2 separate regions of the Mus musculus genome follow, and region 2 is linked to region 1. The links are chromatin loops, found by intact Hi-C in ENCODE. Cell type or tissue: heart. All regions are shown on one strand.

The links. Hi-C counts contacts between places; a loop is a spot of excess contacts. Peaks named below come from ENCODE experiments on the same cell type or tissue, not always from the same donor. Only the 100,000 strongest peaks of a DNase experiment are listed, where the experiment ranks them.
Region 2: it touches region 1 in a loop (2.6-fold over the local background); 4 of 42 quality-filtered maps call a loop at or near these places.

The regions. Positions count from the first base shown.
Region 1 is chr17:36,314,268-36,316,767 of GRCm38, reverse strand. Gm33257 (a long non-coding RNA gene) reads right to left here. Exons shown (of 4, transcript XR_385570.4): 3 at 1,976-2,215. Among named protein-coding and RNA genes, the nearest start is that of H2-M10.1, 11 kb to the left of the region's middle. In heart, no CTCF peak of the experiment used is centred here; a DNase peak (open chromatin) is centred at 1,207; H3K4me3 peaks cover 1,361 bases; H3K27ac peaks cover 766 bases; H3K27me3 peaks cover 549 bases.
Region 2 is chr17:36,724,710-36,727,209 of GRCm38, reverse strand. No RefSeq gene overlaps it. Among named protein-coding and RNA genes, the nearest start is that of H2-M10.5, 47 kb to the left of the region's middle. In heart, a CTCF peak has its summit at 962; no DNase peak of the experiment used is centred here; H3K27me3 peaks cover 274 bases.

The DNA.
Region 1 (2,500 bases):
AAATGGGTAGCATCCATCTGCCATTGTTCATTAGGGATGAGTCCCCAAGGGTTAACTCCCAGGTGAGGAACCAGCAGCAGAGTGGTGCATCCACCACAGGACTTAACAATTTCTCTTGTTTGATCTCTAGAAATCTTGATCATTTGGCTTAAGGTAGAGGCATTTAAATAATGCAAAGCATGAGCCTGGTTAGCCAAATCTATGGAATCAAGTAGGGCAGGGAATGCTGCACAAGGGGCCTCGTCAGTCAGGGCATTTCCATGCGACAGAGGACTACCCAGGCCAGAATGGGCTCTCAAATGTCCCACAAAAAAAAAAGCCACTGTCCTTTTAATAATTAGGGATTGAATCTCCACAAATAATTTGGAAGCAGTGGAAGCAGGCTTAATATAAGGGATTGTCTCTAAAACAGGAGTAGAATGAGCCAGGTAAGCACTGTCAGTATACAAATTAAATGGGGTCATTGGTAACATTTTAAAAACCTGAAGGACTGCAAACAATTCCACCAGCTGGGCAGAGGAATATGGGGACTGCATTGAAGTAACCCGATCTTATACAACAAAGGCAGCTTTGCCTATTGAGGAACCATCTGTAAACACCAATGAGCCTTCAAGGAGTCAAATTTTGGGGAAAACCAAGGAATGCATCCTAACAAATTGTATAAGGGGATCATTAAGCAGCAGCTGCAAACAGAGCAGAAGGGAGGGAGGGACCTTTGGATTGGCTCAGCCAGTTAGCTGTGGAGGAGGATGCTTACAGAGCAGGGGTTTTAAATGTCTTCAAACTCAAGAATCTCAGGACAGCTGCTAAAAATTAGAAAAATTCTAAAAAACAATACCTAGGGGCCGAGGTAGCTTCGCAAACAGTTCCCCTTAGTAACTCCTATTACCCTATGCAGGGGAAACACAGCTGGCCCTGGAACTCACTGCCAGCAGAAAAGGCAGCAGAAAAGAAATCCACAATATTCAAATTAATGTCAGTCAGGTCAAATACGATGTGATTTGGAGCGACTGACACAGCCTGCACAGAACACATCTCAGGAAGACACATTGCTCCAGGATAGCAGCAACTGTAGGTGCACATGAAAGGCAGGTGCAGGGGCGGGGTGGGGAGGTGTTAGATCAAGCCATTCATCCTCTAATTGCTGGAGAGCTCTGAGCAGCCGCACTTGCTCATTTCCGGTTTCTACCATGTTGCGCAGAAATGCCACCTCAGCAATTAACTGATGGCGGGCACTGGACATGGCAGACGGATCAAAAACTGCATCTAAAATCCCAAAGGGTTGTGGCAGAAAGATGGGAGTGTAGCAACATTTCTCAGCAGAGGAGCCAGGGCGATTGTGGCGGGTTTGGGTGGAGCTACCTCTCCTATGAGAGCCTCCTCCTCAGCGGGTAGCAGCTCGTTACCAAAATTAATGAGGGAAGGATAAAGGTCAGCCATCCTAATTTCCTCCATAAGTGGAGGCAAGGAAAGATCCATAACATCACTTACAGAGGGTGAAGCGGGCAAGGATCCTTCCCTTAAAGGGGAAGGCGGCACTGTATGAATCGCTAGGTTAGCAGAGGACAGGGGACCAGTTTTTTAAGAAACTGCTCTTCCAGCGACTGCGGTGGTGGAGGATGGGGAGAGGCGGATTCCTTAACAAATCGCTCCCCCTCGGACACTAAATGCTGGGAATCTAAAACTATCATTAATGAGGAACCAGTAGCTAAAGGCAGTAACGGGTATCTTTGTAGATCCAAATGCTTCATAATAATCTTTAAAGCAATCGCCAACTCTGCGCCAGTGTTTCTCATCAATTGTTCCCTTTTGGGGGAACCATGGACAAATATCTCACACAAAATCTAAAAATTATATTAAATACTTTTTATTAACCCTAGTTCTTTGCGTTTTGAGTGACTCCTTGAGCCCTATCACAAAAAGTGACCGTTTCAAAAAAAAAAAAAAAAAAGGGGGGGGGGGTGGCATGTCTTACCGTATTTCTCCTAAGATCTGCGCCCCTTTATTTATTCCTCCCAGACTGTCTCAAGATAGGTTGCTCAGTGGCGTCATGTGGAACCAAAGTCACTTTCTGGCGTTTCTCAAGATGAGAGGTAGGCCTACCCTCCAATGAAGAGCGGCATTCTCTCCTCTGTGATCTCCTGGGGTTCAGGCACCAGTTTGTCCCGACCCGCAGGACAGTTGAACAGGGTCTGGGGAAACACCTGTGGAGAGACTGGAGAACAAGGAAACACAAAGAACAGACAGCAAGTCAAAAAAAAAAAAAAAAAAAAAAAAAAGCCCTCTGATCAAACTGACAAATTTTATTTTTCCCAGGCAGGTTTTATGCCCACAGAAGCAGGATATGGGGAGGGGGATGACGCAGAATCGCTTTGATTCTGGGGGAACCCACCTGTTCCCAAAAGCAGGATATTGGCTAGGTAAAAAGTTCAGCAGGAGGAACAGAACAGAATGAGTTGCTAGGTCCTGTCCACAAGATCTATAGCTATTTGTTCTTAAC
Region 2 (2,500 bases), 410 kb before region 1:
CAAATGGAAGAGACAATCCCTCTATATTCCTGCTCCAGGTCCACCTTTAGGTAGCCACAGCCTGCTCCTGAGATTTAGTCCTAAGTAAGTGTTGGGGAGTCTGTCACCTGCCTGGCCCTGTTCCAGGCTCTGGAATTCAGCAAAAGAAAGTTAGCAACATTGTGTTCCTGGGTTTGAATATTTGAATTAGTGGCTACCATAGCTTCTTGAGATAGCAGTGTTCCCAGTTTCAGTTACAAGCACTTCCAATAGGTGGCTCACAAACACCTGTTGCTCCAGCTCCGGGGATATCCAGTATGTCTGGTGTTACTGTGTACATCCTCATACATATATTGACATACATGTAAAAAAGAATAAAAATTAATCTTAAAACAAAGTGGGCTCACAATCAAGTTCTCTGTTAGTTGTGCAGTTTACAGATAAGCTCTGTGATAGTTTGAATGAGAAATACCCTCAATAGGCTTAATTTTTTGAACACCTGTTCTCCAGTTGGTGTCATCTTTAGGGGACATTCTAGGTCATTATGACTGAAGTCCAGCTGGATTTAGTGTCCCGCAAATCTTCCCCCACAGCATACCCAGTGAGGCCCCAGTTCTTTTCCCAGTTCTTGTCTCTTCAGTTGACTTATTTTGGATGGATAGCCAAGCCTAGTTTCTTTAGGGCTGTCAGACAGCAAACTTTCTTTGACCTTAACAACTAGGATGACAATACTACAGAGATTCCTGCATTCCAGGGCCTCCAAAGACCTCGTGGGACTGAAGTGGAATTTTCTGGATATGAACTACACTCTTCTGAAGATGCTCATGAAAACAAATCCTCTTTGATCGGGGAGAGGGCTCAGAAGTGAGGAGCACTGGTTGCTCTTGTGTATTCTGATCATCCAGGTTTCCCAGATCAAAAGTTGCTGAAACTTAATGGTTTCTGTCCCCCTCCTCTGGCCATTAAAGGCAACTGTAATACTGGCAAGCAAACACAAGGTGGAGACGGAGGACTGAAAAATGAATGTGTATAAATTATCCCTCTGACATATTTCTCTGAACAGGTACATTCCTGATTTTCAAAACAGCCAGAAAGCTAAGCAAGGATATACAAATGGAAAAGGTGAGAACATGCACAAAAGTTAACATTCTAGTTATTATTTATCATATCAGTGTAATTTGGAAAATAGCTATTTTTCTCTTGAAATAGTCTGCATACAATCAGATAATAAACTCTTCATAAAGCAAATGTCTCAAAATTATGAGTTCTTTTTTTGTTTTGTTTTTACAGGGTTTCTCAGTATAGCCCTGGTTGTCCTGGAATTCACTCTGTAGTCCAGGCTGGCCTCGAAGTCAGAAATCCACCTGCTTCTGCCTCCCAAGTGCTGGGATTAAAGGCATGTGCCACCACTACCCGGCAATTCTGAGTTCTTAACATGGCAAATATGGATTGATATCCACAAAAGTATAATTACTATTGAAATCCATATTTCTCTTTTCTTTTTTAAAAAAGTTATTTATTTATTTACTTATTTATTTACATTCCAAATGCTGTTCCCTCTTCCTGTCCTCCCTTGAAGAGTTCTTTCCCAAATCTCCCCTCCTCTTTGCTTCTGAGAAGGCAGCTTTCACCCTGCATCCCCCCACTCTGGTGCATCCTCTCCCACTGAGGTCAGACAAGGCAGCTCTCGGCTACATATGTACTGGGGGCCTTGGGTCAGCCAGTGTATGATCTTTGGTTGGTGGCTCAGTCTTCGGGAGCTCCCAAGTGTCCAGGTTAGTTGAGCTTTTGGTCTTCCTGTGGGTTTGCCATCTCTTTGAAGGTCTTCAACTCTTCCCCTAATTTTTTCTTAGGTGGCCCTGATCTCTGTCCAATGTTTGTCTAATGTGGGTGTCTGCATTTGTCTCAGTCAGCTGCTGGGTAGAGCTTCTCAGAGGGCTACTATTCTAGGTTCCTGTCTGCAAGCATAACATAGTATCATTAATAGTGTGAGAGATTGGTACCTGTCCATGGGATAGATCTCAAAATGGTCCAGTCACTGGTTGGCCATTCCTTTAGTCTCTGCTCCATCTTTGTCCCTGCATTTGTCTCAGACAGGACCAATTTGGGGTCATAGGACTTGTAGGTGGGTGTCCCCATTCCTCCACTGAGTATGCTGTCTGTCTACTGGACGTGGTCTCTTCAGTTTCCATATCCCCACTGTTGAGCATTTCAGCTAAGGCCACCTGCCTTGACTCCTGGGAGCCTCCCACATCTTGGATCTCTGGGACTTCCTAGAGAATCCCCCAGCCCCAGCAACTTCAGATTTTCATTTATTCTCCTGGACATTTGGGCCTCTCTTCTGTTTCTCCCCATGCCTGGTCCTGCCCTCTCTTCTCGTCTCCCTGTCCTCTCTCACCCAGATTTCTTGCTCTCTTTGCCTCCTATGACTATTTAGTTCCCCCTTCTAAGTAGGATTCAAGCATTCTCACTTGAACCTGGTGAATAGACTACTCCAGCATTTTGGTTGGGTCCCGGGTGT